Regions from separate parts of the Mus musculus genome. Here regions 2, 3 and 4 are each linked to region 1. The links are chromatin loops, found by intact Hi-C in ENCODE. Cell type or tissue: heart. All regions are shown on one strand.

Region 1 (4,000 bases):
CATTAAGTTTCTCAAAAAGGACCAGGGCAGGGCTAGATTCAGAGGTAAGACAGATATATCAGAATGCAGAACACTGTGCTACATTGTCCAGGAGCTAAGTTTTACTCAATGGTAAGTGACTTTTAAACAATGTTTTTATATTGAAACAAAATAAGAAAATGCAAACTTCATGTATCAGATTATTTCATCTAAGACTTGAGAAAACAGGGAAAGGAAATGGCTGAAATTCCCAAATAGAGATTCACTAAAGTTCATAAAGACTGAATCAAAGTTTGTGCAGTTAAGAGCTTACGAAGAAAAACTGCAGCCTGTGTCAAATTCTACTTTGCTGTATTTTTTTTAAATTTAGCTCTTTGTTTAGATGCATCAATGAGTAAGAGTTCTAATGCAAGAGGGAAGAAATAAAGAACAAGTGAAAAAACGATGAGGCATTTCTCAAGAGAAAGAGTGAACGGGGAAATAAGAGAAGCTCGCTGATTGTCTCCAAACAAGACACATTCTGTCCTAAAGGGAAGCTGCTTAAGACGAAGTAACGAAACAAGACTCAGAAAAATAAACAACTCCCAAGAGTCGACAGGCCCCTGTCCAAGGTTCTAAAGCAGTAAGGACGGCAGCTTTCCCAGGGCTTCCCCTGAGCTGGGTGGACTTTTCAGGGACGCAGCTTGAGCCACACAGGCTCTATCTGTCAGTAAGCCCTCTCCCACAGATACCCTTGTAAACCCGGGCTTCACCAAAGCGGACTTGGGTGGAATCCCTACTTTGCTCTGTCACGAATGCCCTGTCTAGGGTGAGCAGATATTGATCGATTTGGACCTCTGAAGGAAAAGTCTCACAACATAAAAGTTAAAGATCCTTCAACTCAGTGGCATGCATTCGACCCAACATTGGGAAAAAAAAAATCACAGCAAAATTCATAAAGACGATGTCCGGGTGTGTGAGGTCTGGGGTTCTGTTTGTCTGGTACATACAGCTGAATTCTGTAAGCATCTGAAGAAACTCTGGCGACAGGATCATATGTATGTGTATGGCTAGTGGTTACTATATATATTACATATGTGTGTGTGTGTATACACACGTATACATACACACACACACACACACACACACACACACATATATATATATTAGAAATAGTTTCTCCGTGTGAGCATCTGACAGTCAATCGCTGACGACAGGGGGCAGGTAGGCAGGAAAACTTTCGTACTTTTGGAGAAAGTGGCTAAAGGTGTCGCGATGAGACGCGACAGCTCAGAACTCCAGCCCGGGAGGACTCGGGCCGGGGGCGTGGGACACGGGACACAGCGGCAGGACTCATCCCTCAGCCCCGTGAAGAGGCCGAGCCTCGCTCCCCACCGCGCACCAACCCCGCGCCACCCGCCGGAGCCGCACTGCCCGGTCTCCCTCCTCTCGCCCCGCACCGCCAGTTCCCGTCCCCGCCTCCGGGATGCCCGGCCCTTGGGGCCGGCGGGGCTGCTCGAGGCCGCGGGGATGTGGGGCTGAGGCGTCCCCGCCTCCTCACGCAGGACTGTGGGAGCGAGAGGGAGGGCACAGGCGACACCCAGAACCCCGCCATCAGGCCCCGGCGGGCGGGCGGGCAGGTGAAGGTACCTGCGCAGGCCGGCGAAGAGCGAGCGGCCCCACAGCCTCCGCCTCAGCGATCTACCTCAGGCGGTTGCGTGCTGGGTCGCTAGCCGCAGGCCGCAAAACCCGCCTAAGAACCTCAAGCGGAGGGCCGGGAGCGCGCGGCCGCGGGAGCCAATCAGAGCACGGGAACCGCCGAGGGCGGGGCCTGCGCTATCGCCCCGCCCCGCCCCTCGCTGACCGGGTCGCCTCCGCCTTCTGCCGTTATTCCGCTCCAGCTCTCTGTATCTTGATGCGGTCGCGCTTTCCCTCGAACGCTGGCTGTGCGGAGCGGTTGAGGAGCCCCGGACAGGACGAGGGGACTGGGCTGCCCTGAAGGACCAGGGCTGCTTGCCGTTCCCCCTCCCTGCCTCTCTGCTCGCGCCTTGGACCTGGGTGCTTCTTCCCTTGTGCACAAGTGTGTAAGAGGAGAAAGAGCCCACGCATGCTAGCTCAAAAGGTGTGAAATAAAGTGGCCTTTAGTGAGCAAAGGGCAACGTTCTTCCATTCACAGCCCTAAATGCTCCTTTTGTCATGCCCGTGCCTTCCTGAGACTCCTGGGATATAGCTGGTGCATAATCAACGCTTGCCAGTCCCACCCCTCCAATTCAGAATCTGCTTTATATATATAGTATGAGAGCACCATACAGTTCTGACTTGTTATCAAACTCAAGTAGACTAGTAACTGAACTGGTAATTAAGACTCTCTGTGGAATTTTGGGTTGGTCCATACATCCAGAGATTAACAGACAACATGAGTTGGGTTGTGGAATCTTCCCCCTTTTAGCTACCTGTACTCAGTGTTTTGTAGAACTTCCTTAAAATGTGACTGAGTAGATAAAACCAAGGTCATGGTAATGTTAATGGCTTAGACAAAAGTGTTACCAGCCCATTAGATCTTCAACCTCTCTCAGGCTATCAATTCACCTATAAAATCTCTAACAAGAAACACTGAGTCAGGAACTTAAGGAAACTGATGCTACGTGATGCTGAAGTACACTGAAAAGGTATGTTTCCATAATAATGTAAAAAATATTCTAAACATACATACAATGAGCCCTTTGAGTAGGAGCTAATTCGACTGTTGTTAAGATCTCAGGTTCAGGGATAGAGAGACAGCTCTATGGTTAAAAGTACTTGCTGCTCAAATTCCTAGCACACATGTGGCAGCTCACAACCACCTGTAACTACAGTTCTAGGGTATCCAACATCATCTTCTGGCCTTTGCTGACATAAGGCACACATGTAGCACACATGCATACATGCAAACAAGACACTCATAAGCATTCAATTTTTAAAAATGAAAATGAGTAAACATCTCAGGTCCATTAGCAAATGGCACAACAGAAAGTACCTTAAGTAAGGAACCCAAATAGAATTCAGTTCTTTGTTTGTTTGTTTGTTTGTTTTTTGAGACAGGGTTACTCTGAATAGCCCTGGCTGTCCTGGAACTCACTTTGTAGACCAGGCTGGCCTCGAACTCAGAAATCTGCCTGCCTCTGCCTCCCGAGTGCTGGGATTAAAGGTGTACGCCACCACGCTGGGCTAGAATTCAGTTCTTAGTCTCCAGCCACCCCAGTTATCCCGAGGACCTGCTCCCTCATCTTAGCTGTATCTTCACAAGCATGTATTGAGGATGAAGCAAGATATTGGTAAACTGGGAACTGTGCACACAGTGCTTTAGCACTTCCAAGGATGTGACAACTTGTAGAGAGAATCTCTTATGTACTGTGTGGAAGCATCACCTGTTAGCTGAGGCAGGAAATAGAAGGTAGGACATCTGGCAGAGAAAGAAAGGATTCTGGGAAAGATCCAAGAGCAGTTAAGGTCGGCCACCTGGACTAAGAGGAGACGGACATATGAAACTGAGGAGAGGTAACCAACCATGTGGCAGACACAAACTAGAACAAACAGATTATATAAGTTATAAGTTAGTTGGAAAATGAGCCAAAACTTATGGCCTAGGCATTTATTCATAAATAATTAAGTCTCGGAGTCACTTCAGAACCAGTGCCAGTGGGAAACCCCGAGCCTGCAACAAGTTGGTGGTGCATGATAGGAAAAGTGAGAGGACGTAGAAACTCCTTCAAAGAATGTGAGGCCCAGGGCTGAGGGTGGCTTAGCAGTTTAGAGCACAGGTTGCTCTTCTAAAGGACATGGTGGCTTACAACCATCCCTCCAGAGGGTCCAATGATTCTTTTGGCCTCTGCAGGCATCAGGCACATAACAGTGCACATACATACATACACACATACAAACAAACATACATACATACATACATACATACATACAAACACCCAAATACATAGAAATAGTATTTTTTAAAAAAATTAAAGAAAAGGAAAAAAAACGTAAGCTGGTCCTTTGAAATAATTAAGAG
Region 2 (4,000 bases), 320 kb before region 1:
CAAAAGGCAAATTGAGATACTACAATAATATGCCCTGACAGATAACCTCGTGCAAAAGACGTGAACAGACAATATATAAGTTTAAAAGTAATGATTAGATGAACAGACTTCATTAAAACACTCTACCATATAAAGTCACGGGTTGCCATATTTTCCCAGACCTGAATTCAATGCCCAGAACATGCATTCTGGAAGGAAATATCATTGATTTTTTACCATTCTATTAGTTTGAGACTGTTTATCTAAGGAACTTGTGGTAACCCATCCTGCATTCCCAGTACTCCAGAGGCAGGGGGATTTTGAGTTTGAAGCTCGCTAGGCAATGAAGCAAACTTGAAGCCTCAAGCTGTAATACAGAATGAGACTCTGTCACAGAAAAAGTAAAATAAAATTAACTAAAATCAAAGTGCAGGAAGATGGCCACTCAAGGTTCAAAATATTTTGAAAACCGAAAGAAGTGTGATAAGGGCAACCATGTTTCATGGCAATCGAGTATTTCACAGACATTTCACATCCTAGTTGTAAGACTTTTATTTTTAGCATGGAAAGCAATGGTGCTGTGATGATATGAGCAGAATTATCAAGGCTCCATAGCCTAGAAACCTAGGCACAAAGCCCCACCAGAATGAAGAACATGTCAGCAGGAGCCGTCTTTTAATAGAGAGTCCTGGGTGGCGCTTGGTCATTCTCTTCACTTTTCTGAACCTAGAAAGTCCGCTGGGACTGGAGAGAGAGCTCAGTCAGTGACGTGCCTGTAGGTCACAGGAATAAAGATCTGGCTCAGTCTCCCGGAACCCAAAAGAAGGGAAGAAAGGGCGGAGGCTGAGTGCTGGCATGGATGGGGGGACAGGAACAGGTGGACCTCTGGGGTTCACGGGGTTCATAGTCAGCCTAGCTTTCTTGGTGAGCCCTGGGCCACTGAGAGACTGTGTCTAAAAGTATTTTATAAAGTTTCTTTTTTATTAAAAAGGCAAATTAGGAGCAGGGGAAATGACCCCATGGTTAAGAGCACTTACTGCTCTTACAGGGTACCTGGGTTCCAGTCCCAGCTCCCATATTGAACAGCCCACCCCTGCCTATAACTCTAGATCCAGGAAATCTGGCACCTTCTTCTTCCCTCTATGAACACCTGCAAATACACACAGACAGACAGACAGACAGACAGACAGACGCAGAGACAAAGATGAGAAAGAGATTTAATAATTCTTAGAAATTAAAGTAGATGGTTTCTAAGAAACAATATTTAAGATTATTGTCCTTTGACCTCCATGTATATGTGTGCAAATGTTTGTATGCATAAGCCTACACACACACATGCACACAGGAAAGGAGTCCTTTGTTACAGAAAATGGTTTAAAGGAAAACAGTAAGAACTTAGGTTTCTCTGTGTGTGTCCACATCACTATCTGTTCTCTGCCCAGGTCTTTTGGAGTGTTGCTATGGGAAATATTTTCTCTTGGATATATGCCGTACCCCAGCAAGAGCAACCAGGAAGTTCTGGAGTTTGTCACCAGCGGAGGACGGATGGACCCGCCTAAGAACTGCCCCGGGCCTGTGTACGACCTTTGGGAACTTCCTACTAGAACCTGAGCGTGGTCTTGTTTTTATTTGGATCTGCAAATGCGCCTTTAAAATTAAAGTGAAGTTGGTAGCCTTCTTTTCAGATGTCCCGAGAGTGTCCCAGAGACTTCTGTAAGATGGGTCAGTTTTCCAGCCCATCAAACACAATTATGTTATCCCAGAAAGGCTAGAGGCTGCAGACCCACTTCTCCTACATGTCTCAGTTGCCTTTAGAAATGTGTACCCCAGACCCACCCAGTTGGCCCTGCACTCTTAAGTATATCTCCCTTAAATATCACCCCCAGCATGCACACACAAAAAAAGAGAGAGGGGGCAGTGGTGGCACACGCCTTTAATCCCAGCACGCGGGAGGCAGAGGCAGGCAGATTTCTGAGTTCGAGGCCAGCCTGGTCTACAGAATGAGTTCCAGGGCTATACAGAGAAATCCTGTCTTAAAAAAACAGAGGGGAGGGGTGAGCTTGTCCCCTATAGTGTTTTCTGTCCCCTATGGTGTCCCTCACCTCCTTTCCAAAAAACAAGATGGGGAATAAATTACTTCATCCTAAACATGGCTTTAGAGAAGTGGCATTTGATGTAAACTACCTGGGTGTCTTTGGGGATGATCCCCTGTCCCACCAGCAGGGGGCAGCATAGATCAATCAGGTGGACCTACTTGTCTCCCCTTCCGGTGCTTCTCCTGACTTTTCATTAAGGCGCTCATCCTTTCAGATACCGGATAATGACGCAGTGCTGGCAGCATCAGCCTGAAGACAGACCCAACTTCGCCATCATTTTGGAGAGGATCGAATACTGCACCCAGGTATAAATGTTTTCTCCCCTTGACCAGCCTCTAATCTACACGGGGAAACTGTTTCAAGACACCAGAGAATAATGCTAATTGTGAGACACGGTATTCCTGATCCCGGAAGTGACAGGATTTGCATCCCACTTTGCCAATGTCCTACAATAAACACTGGAAACTTCCCACTTTCATGTCACAGGGCCAGACAGAATCTATTCAATTCGCAAGCAAAATGACATCCCTGCTAGACAGCTAATGTTGTGTGTTCTTCTTAACAATTAAAGTATAATTGCATCATTCCCCTTTCCTCACTCTGGCCCCTCCCATCTCCAAACCCACCCCCTAACCATGTTCTTCTCAAATTCATGGCTTATTATTATTATTATTATTTCATATGTATATAAATACTGTCTGCAGAATCTACTTTGTATTCCATGTGATTTCATACGATTTCAGAGCCAACCACTTCTATTGGATAACCAATTAGAGAATTCCACTCCGGGGAGAATAATTCTCCCCTCTCAGCTATCATCAGTTGCCTGTAGTTCTTTGTCTAGGAGTGTGGCCCATGATATTTCTCCCTTTCATGTTAGCGTGTCTGTTGATGTTTGGTTCTTATTCAGTTACTCATATTGTTGAGGTATCAAGGACAGCTAGGCAACTACTTGTTTTGTAAATGAAACGGGATATAAAGGAGAAGAACGAAAGCTCTCAAGAATTACAACCTGTGAATTAATTCCCATTAAATAGATAGTAATTACATAATAGCTAAACCACTCTGGAGAGATGTTCAAACCATTCATCGGTAGCACTGGTATGGACTTATACTATATAAGTTGCTTTTCTATGTTTTTTTTTTTCAAAGATTTGTTTTTATATTGTTTGGGAGTAAGTTTGCCTTACATGTATGTTTGTGCACTACACACGTGCAATGCCCATGGAGGCCAGAAGAGGGCGACAGATCTCTGATCTGGCATTTACAGCCACCAAGTGGGTCCTGGGAACTGAACCTGGTTCCTCCAGAAGAACAAAAAGTGTTCTTAACTGCTGAGCCATCTCCAGCCCTGGATTTCCATGTTATTTTTATTTTGCTCTCGGGGAGGGTTCCTTTTATCCCATTTTATAGAGGAGTAGCGGGCTAGGCTAAGAGACAGCCCTCTCGTGCTTCCTCCCGTCTGGACTGAATCGTGACTGTTCATCTTTGTCCTCAGCAGACTGTACCTCCCTACTCATCATCAGCTAGACAGGGGAATAGAGGTAGTGGCGGGAGGATTCTTTCCCTCCCGTGTCTCACACAGACCCAGAGCATCTTCCTATCACGGTCTCACCAGCGGCCTCTCAGGACTTTATGTCAGTGACCAGTTTTTCCTTTACTGTATCCCTTCTTTCCCTCCCTCCCGCCTCTGATCCTGTCAGCATACAAAATTAAAGTAGCATCCTCTCCCTATGCCCTACACCCCCACTTGAGCCTTGTTCCCCAATTTCACTTCTTCTAACGTTCTCTCCCACCTACGAGTTGCCCCCTCTGACTCCCTGGTATCTCCCTAACATGGACCTTTCCCAACTTCATGGCTTTTCACAGTTGCTCTTGTTTGTTAAGTCCAGTTTGCACCACCTGTACGTATTAGCTAGGGTTAC
Region 3 (4,000 bases), 1.2 Mb before region 1:
TATTTATAATGGAGCTGGAGAGATAACTTGCTCTTAGCAGTGGTTAAGAGCATGTCCTTGCAGAGGACCCAGTTCTCAGCACCCACATTACACAGTTCATATCCACTTGCAATGCCAGCTCCAGGGGATCCTATACCCTCTTTTGGACTTCTTCACATATGTTCACACATACTTAAAAAAATAAAATAAATGCTAAAAACAAGGAAATTATTAATAATGTATATATTTGTTACCTAGGTTTCTGAAAGCAACAAACAAAATAGGATTTTCTCTCAAAGTGTTAGAAGGGCAAGAGGCAGCGGTGGGTACCTGGAACCATGGTGGTACCTGGCGGGCCCATGCCAAGGTGCCCCTGGAGAAATCACACCATGCAACAGACCTGGTACAAAAGGGGGTTTATAAAAGGGGAAGGGAAGGGAATGAGGGCCTGGAGAAGGGGTAAAGGCAGACAGACAGGAGCCATGAGGACAGAGAAGGGAGGGACAGAGAAGGACCAAAAGAAGGACAGAAAGGAGAAGAGAGAGAGAGACCGGCTGAGAACACATGGGCACAGAGAATGCTTCCGGGGTGGAAGGGTAGTCCTTTTATACACCACCACCCAGGCCTGGTGCCTTTCCTAGGTTTCTGGGAGGAGCCTAGTGGGATCACCTGTAAGCCTACACTCAGGAGCCATCAAAGCTGAGGGAGCAAAGACAGGAGAGGTTGGAGTCATGAAGGCTTTTCACCTTGGAGGAAGGCTGCGTAGTTTGTTCCATCCAACACTGGTATATCTAAGCTCCCAGGAATGATTTGGGATCTGACCTCTGAGAAAGGGCCCAGCGCAGTGATTCTTGACCTCCCTAATGCTGTGACCCTTTAATACACTTCCTCATCATTGTGACCCCCATCATCATTTTCGTTGTTACTTTATAATTTTGATACTATTATGAATCATAATGGAAATATCTGATATGCAGAATATCTGACAAGAAAAAGTCATTTAATTTCCCAAAGGGTTTGTGACCCATTAGGTCCACTGGCCTCGCTGGTTGTGATGAGCTCTTGAGGGTATGTGATGAGACTTGTCTGGTTAGAGCCAATAATTGGGGCCCTGAATCCAGTTGCTGGCATGGGAAAGAACTGGGGGTAAATGAGTGAGGAAGCATTGCTAAAGGCAAGCTCTAAGAAAGAGGAAGGAAGCTGGAAGCCACAGAAGATGTTCCCTTCTTCTGTCTCCATCCATTCTATTCTTAGTACCTCCTATTTATTGAGAGGGCCTGCCTGGTAGCCTGCTGGCAAGTTAGAAATAAGGTGTGGAAAGAGTCAGTCACAGTATCACAAAGTAAAGTGTACATGACTTAGCTTAATAACTGGAATGAGCAGGTACTGGTGTATTTATAGCACAAAACAGATGATTTCACAGCACTCGAAATGCTGACATCAGTATTAAATAAACGCGGATCTTATATAACCTTCTCAAAATAGAAACAACTCAAAGCAGAGAACACACGTGAGAAAATGAAGGATGCAATTCAGCAAACATAGAACAGCATGCAGATCACGAAAGATAATGTGGCAGAAATACAGACCTGCTGGGCATGTGGTGGCTGTAGACAGTCAAATTAGATTTCACAAACACCCTTTTCTCTCCACAGGCTCTTACCCAAAGTATCCATTTCCTTTTAAAGCAATTATCACCAAAGAGGGCCAGGGAAACATCTCAGTGAGACCGTGTTTGCCTAGCTAGCATGCACAAAGCCTTGTTTTCAACCCTTAGTGTCAACAGAAGAGCAGCATCAGAGCCAGACCTGATGCTGCATTCTTCTAATCTCAGCACTTGGAAGCTAAGGTAGATGGGTTGCTATAAGTTTGAGGCCAGCCTGGACAACATAGTATCAGGCTAGATTGGCTACTCAGCAAAATCCTGCTCACTACTCAAAACCTTCATGAGGTTGGGAGAAGGTAGGGGTGGATATAGGAGGAGTTGGGGGAAAATGAGAGTGCATGTGTATATGACCAAAATATAGTGTGCATATGTATTCAATTCTCAAAGCAATAACAAATATATTATCCTAAGAAACTTTCATGAATACATAGAGAAAAGTATAGAGTTTTCATAGTATTTTGGCAGCAAATTCTCAAACCTTCTAAGGTTTATGTAAAACATTTGGTTCATTTAGATATTTCTGTGTTCTTTGAAATAAGATCTACTTATTCTTGGAGAATTTTATACATGTATATAATGCATTTTGATCATATGTACCTCTTTGTCCCTGTCCTCCTTCATAACCCATTGTATCTAGTCAGTGCTGTATGCATGTGCGTGGGTCCTCTACCAGAGACCCCACTTCTGCAGAGAACTGATTCCTCCTCCCATAGTAGCCATCAGCTGTCAGTGGCCCCTCAGCTCCTGGTGGATCCTTCAGAGCTCCTCCTCCATCTGTGTTGGCACGTTGATCTGTGCAAGGAGCCATAGTAGTATGTTCATGGATGCAACAGCCTTGTTGTGTCCAGAAGGCACCATTTCTAAGCAGTCTACACTATACTCTGCCCCATGCTGTCTTTTCACCCACTTCTGTGACATTACCTTAGTCTTGGGGTAAGGGTAAGCATTCTTACTAGTTGTGATTGGGGGAATCCAATTCTTATCTTCCTTTAAGAAGGGCAGATACAGTGTCTAAATAATGATGGGCATTGTGTAAATAATGGGGGTTCACATACATGGTTGCAGTAATTGCTGAAAATCATCTCCGGGAACATGATGTAGGCTCTAGGGAGCCTGGGCAGCGGAACGAGCACAGAATTGGTAGCATTCATACTTCCTTTGTATGCCCTCTACGGTGCTTGCCTAGGTTTTGTTCGAATGAGCAACATTGTGTTTGGAAAGTTGTAGAGCTAATTTGAGACTCGGAATGAACTCTCTTGCCAATTATGAATTATTGTTATTATTTTACTTCACTTAGATGGTTGAGCTAGTAAAATACTCATAGACTCAATCCATTTTGAAATTCAAAATGAAGAAAAAGGGGAAAGATAGTTGTTTGAGTCTCCGTGAAAGCTGCCCCTTTTGGTTCTTGTGGATGGCTCTAGCAGGCTCTCACCTGAAAACCTGAGATTCGTTTACAGGAGCCTGCGCTTTGATGCTTATCTCTCTTTAGACAACACAGTCTCTATTGAGATCCTCAGCACATTCATTGCAATTTTCTTCTGATCCTCGCCCCCCCACCCTTCCCGGCTCTCAGGCCACTTTCAGCAACTATCTTGAGAGGAGAATGCAGAGTTGGGTGTCTGACTCACAGCCTCATGCTGACCTCTTTAACAACTAGATTCAGCAACTAAGCAGGGCTCCTAGGGCTCCCAGAGAGTGAAGCGACAGTCAGGGAGTCTGTATGGGCCTGAGGCAGGTCCTCTGCATGTATGTTACAGTTGTGTAGCTTGGTGTTCTTATGGGACTCCTAAGAGTGGGAGTGAGTGTGCCTCAGATTCTTATACCTGCTTTTGGGAACTTTTTCCTCCTCATCCAGCCGTGATAACGAGAGTATGTGCCTAGTCTGATTGTAACTTGTTATACTGAGTTTGGCTCACACTCCTGGGAGGTCTGCTCTTTTCTGAAGGGAACTGGAGGAGGGAAGGCATCTGGGGGAGAGGGGAGGTGTGGGGAGCGCCTGGGAGGAGAGGAGGGAGGGAAACTGTGGATGGGATGTAATCTACAAAAGAAAAGAATAAGTTAAAAAATGAAACAGAACTCGATTCAAGTTTTTCATGTATTGATAAGTGTTTGAAAACATCTTTTATGAATTTGTGTGTGTGCGCGTGTGCATGTGACAAATCTGCATGTATATGTGTGTGCTGCAGCACTTGGGGGGCAGAGGTCAACTTTCAGGATTCAGTTCTCATCTTTCATCTCGTTGATGTAGGATCTCGTCTCTCTCATTGATGTAGGGTCTCTCTCATTTATGTAGGGTCTCTCTTATCTTGGCTCTTGTGCTTTATGCTCCAGGCCAGCTGGTGGTGAATTTCC
Region 4 (4,000 bases), 65 kb before region 1:
TGGGAACTGACAGCTCTGCAGCCATCCATGATGAAGTGCAAGGGTAGGAGTTCACCGTGTAAGGGGCTAGGCTGGGATCCTAGTGCTACCGCTTGTTAGTGACCAACCATGCCGTTTAGCTTCCTGAGCCCTGACTGCTTTTCTAGCTCTGATTTTGTGGTACTATTGATTCAATCCAGGGTCTTTCATATGCTAGGCAAGTTTTCTATCTTTGAGCTACATCCCAGCCTAAGTCTGTTTACTAATTCCCAGACATTTAGTAGTTGCATAGCAGAAATGGCAACATATAGATAAAAAGAAAGTGAAACTTACTGGCACTTGAAAGCAGGGCTTGCTGGGGACTGCACCGGCACTCTGGGGATGCTAACCACTGGGCACATCCAATCCAGCACACCACTTGGGAACCAGGACTCGGGTCATCTTGTCACATAAAGTTGCTTTAATTTGAGGAGCTTTGTTGAAAAGTTAAAGTTGGGCTCCTTTAAAAATGGTTGTATCCCTACTGTATCACAGTGGATGAAAATCTCCAAACCGCTATTTTTGAAATTTGGATTTTGTTCTGGGACATAGAAGATTGGAAATGAGTATCTAATACTATCTGTTGAGGACAACCAAGAACTTCAAAGACACGAGTTCCGAGTCTAGTTCCTGTTGGCCTTTATTGAAATTGCTTGCTTTGACATACCTTGTGGACTAAGGACAAAAATACAAGATACTAATACCACTAGTAATTAGCACTTCACTTAAGGCGCTATACACTATTCTAAGTGATTATCCTCATGTTATAAGTAGGGAACAAAAAACACAATTATTACAGAGGCTGGACTCCTACTTTTACAGCCTGGCTACAAGCACTTAGCTAACTGCTCTCTCTGTATTTCTGAGTGTTAGTAAGTACTCTCACCACTTTACAGGACTGTTAAGTTAAAAAGAAAACTGTATAAAGTTAAAAAAAAAAGTGCAGCAGCTCTAATGCTGACAATTACATAACTTTCACAAATCTGATTATGTTTGACTTATAGGGCCTCATATCTGCTCTTTGTCACCAAGAAAAGCTGGAATCCGGTAAGTAGCTAACCACTGTCACACAGAGTATAGCAACTTAGATAAAATAAATTTATGTGAAAGTTTACTCTTGGGATGGGAAGGAGTAAGCTATCCCAACAACTTTAACATCAGTGACAGCAAAACGTCACATATTTTAGGATACCTTTTACACCGGTTCCAGATTTTTGCCTGCCGACTGCCTAACCACGTGCGTGCCGAGATCTAACCGGGTGAGTCAACAGTGAGCAGCATTTACCTGACAGCGAAAAGGATTCCCTAACTAAGCAGTTTCCCAACTACGAGAGAAAAAAAAAAAATCACCAGGACCTACATCATATGCCCTACTCTATTTCACTGTACCTCCGCTGAGAAAGAAGGGAACTTAGAAATGGAAAAGAGTTTGTGGGACGACGAATCCCACAACCTAGAGGCAGAAGGGAACACGTGTTGAACACGCATCCGAGCCGAGGGAAGGGGCTCCCGGAAGGAACTTAACCTAGACGTGCGCATTCCAAGTGCCCAAAGCAAAACCAATACCGGGGTCCGGGATGCGGAAGCGCGAGACGGTCCTAAAGTGCGCACCGGGTAGCTCTGATGGGGACCCAGGCCTGGGAAGTCTGAGGCCGCCCCCCGGGGGAGCAGAGGCTTCGATGAACATGGCGGCCCAGAAGCAGCCGGGGTGCAGACCTCGTGGAGACCGCGGGATCGGGCCGCACCCTCCCGCAGCCCCCCTCGGGCCAGGCCGCACTTTGCAGCCGCGGCGCCGGCCCAAGCGCGCCGCCGGCCCGGCTCCGCGCCTCCTCTCTCCCGGGACGCCCCGGGCCACGCGCGCCAGGGGTGCCACGCGCCTCGCCGCCCGGCCCGGGATGCCGCAGCCCGGCAGGAGGTCCCCGTCCCCGTCGCCGTCCCCGCTCATCCTACCTTGGCCTGCAGCCGTGCTGGCGCCCAGGCCAGGCAGGTGCAGGTACCGCTGAGGTGCGCGGAAGGCACGTACTCCTGGTGCAGCCGGTTGTTGGCGGTCTCCCATACTCGCAGCTGACCGTCACTAGAGGCTAAAGCGAAGTAGGCTTGACTGTCCGGCGAGAAGGCGCAGGGGACCCCCGCCGGGGCCAAGGGGTCGTAGCTACCGCCGCCTCCGGCCGCCATTGCTGCTCTGGCTCCGCGGCAGCCACGTGTTCGCCCGGGCGCAGGCGCACCGGCGCGGGGTGGGGCCTGCAGGGAGGAAGTGGGGCGGAGGGAACGCTGAGAGCCCAAGAAGTGGCTGGTCGTGACGCAGGCCAGCGTTTAGCCGGGCCCACCCTGTGGACGGTGGCTCAGTGGGGTCCTTCTTAACTTGTCCTGCGAAGGAAGCGCGAGGGGAAGTGATTTGCATACTACCGAGCCAGATCCTTCTTTTAAAACTACGTCCTATGAAACAACTAGACGAAATGTTTAAAAGAAATATTTACTTACATCTCCGAGATTGTAACAGCTGTTTCCATGTTTCTTTAGTCTCTTCGAGGACGTGGCCATGTACGTACAATAATTATCCAATCATAGTTCTATCAAAGTTAGAGTTGGGGCTTGAAGAAACAAGATGCCTCTTTTATCTGTGTTAACACACAGAGATACTATTGGACAAGAGAGGAGGTCAAGTTGGGTGTAAATAAAGAATCCGGGCGGTGGTGCCTCACGCCTTTAATCCCAGCACTTGGGAGGCAGAGGCAGGCGGATTTTTGAGTTCGAGGCCAGCCTGGTCTACAGAGTGAGTTCCAGGACAGCCAGGGCTATACAGAGAAACCCTGTCTCAAAAAACAAAAAACAACACACACACACACACACACACACACACAAAAGAAAAAAAAAAAAAAAGAAAAGAGAAACCAAACATATATTCCCATCTGGATGTGTGCCTTTTAATCCCAGCACTCTATCTGAGGCAGACGCAGGCACGGTCTAGAAACTGAATTCTATAACATCGAGGACTATAGGGAAACTGTCTCCAAAAGATAAATGATAGATAGATAGAAGAAATTTTTTCCTTATTTTATTGGTTCTTTTTTTTTAATTATTGGTTATTTTGTTTATTTAAATTTCAAATGTTACCCCCCCCCCGGGTTTCCTCTCCTAGAACCCCCATCCTACCCACCTCCCCCAGGCTGCTTCCTCACCCACATGCACACTCCCGCCCCACCACTCTAGCATTCCCCTACGCCGGGGCATCATGTCTTCACAGGACCAAGGGCCTCCACTCCCTTTGACGACAAACAAGGCCATCCTCTGCTACATATGCAGCTGGAGCCATGGGTCCCTCCTGTGTACTCTTTGGTTGATGGTTTAGTCTCTGGGAGCTCTGATGGTACTGGTTGGTTGATGTTGTTCTTCCAATGGGGCTGCAAGAGCCTCTCAGGAGACATCCATATCAGGCTCCTATCAGCAAGCACTTCCTGGCATCAGCAATAGTATTTAGGTTTGGTGGCTGTATATGGGATGGATCTCCAGGTGGGGCAGTCTCTGGAAGGCCTTTCCTTTAGTCTCTGCTCCACTCTTTGTCCATGTATTTCCTTTAAACAGGAGCAATTCTGGGTTAAAATTTTGAGAAGGGTTAATGGCCCCATCTCTCAACCAGGGACCGTGCCTAACCTCTGGATACAGGTTCTCTCTCCCCTTTGTTGGGTAATTCAGCTAAAGTCATCCCCCTTGGGTCCTGTAAACCTCTTGCTTTCCTAGCGTCTGGGACTTTCTGTTAGCTACCCATCCCCGTTGCTACATGCCTATGTTCAATTTCCTTACCCTCTATAGATCTCCCCTGCTCCTCCCACACCTGTTCCTGCACCCCCCCTCTTTTCCTCTTCCCCTCCTACATTCCTCCCAAGTCTCACTCACCCTCTACCTCCCATGATTATTTTGTTCCCCCTTCTAAGTAGGACTGAAGCATCCACACTTTGGTCTTCGTTCTTCTTGACCTTCATAT

The links. Hi-C counts contacts between places; a loop is a spot of excess contacts. Peaks named below come from ENCODE experiments on the same cell type or tissue, not always from the same donor. Only the 100,000 strongest peaks of a DNase experiment are listed, where the experiment ranks them.
Region 2: it touches region 1 in a loop (3-fold over the local background); 32 of 42 quality-filtered maps call a loop at or near these places.
Region 3: it touches region 1 in a loop (5-fold over the local background); 16 of 42 quality-filtered maps call a loop at or near these places.
Region 4: it touches region 1 in a loop (2.2-fold over the local background); 4 of 42 quality-filtered maps call a loop at or near these places.

The regions. Positions count from the first base shown.
Region 1 is chr17:71,549,750-71,553,749 of GRCm38, reverse strand. Spdya (speedy/RINGO cell cycle regulator family, member A) reads right to left here and starts at 1,689. Exons shown (of 7, transcript NM_029254.1): 1 at 1,609-1,689. In heart, a CTCF peak has its summit at 1,690; a DNase peak (open chromatin) is centred at 1,729; H3K4me3 peaks cover 1,751 bases; H3K27ac peaks cover 951 bases; H3K27me3 peaks cover 1,585 bases.
Region 2 is chr17:71,872,498-71,876,497 of GRCm38, reverse strand. Alk (anaplastic lymphoma kinase) reads left to right here. Exons shown (of 29, transcript NM_007439.2): 27 at 1,422-1,556; 28 at 2,290-2,380. Among named protein-coding and RNA genes, the nearest start is that of Gm30140, 92 kb to the right of the region's middle. In heart, CTCF peaks have their summits at 2,197 (motif pointing right) and 3,306 (motif pointing right); a DNase peak (open chromatin) is centred at 817; H3K27ac peaks cover 392 bases.
Region 3 is chr17:72,785,442-72,789,441 of GRCm38, reverse strand. No RefSeq gene overlaps it. Among named protein-coding and RNA genes, the nearest start is that of Ypel5, 49 kb to the left of the region's middle. In heart, no CTCF peak of the experiment used is centred here; no DNase peak of the experiment used is centred here.
Region 4 is chr17:71,614,454-71,618,453 of GRCm38, reverse strand. It overlaps Wdr43 (WD repeat domain 43), which reads right to left and starts at 2,239. Exons shown (of 18, transcript NM_175639.1): 1 at 1,969-2,239. The coding sequence starts at 2,193. In heart, no CTCF peak of the experiment used is centred here; DNase peaks (open chromatin) are centred at 1,643 and 2,283; H3K4me3 peaks cover 2,970 bases; H3K27ac peaks cover 1,614 bases.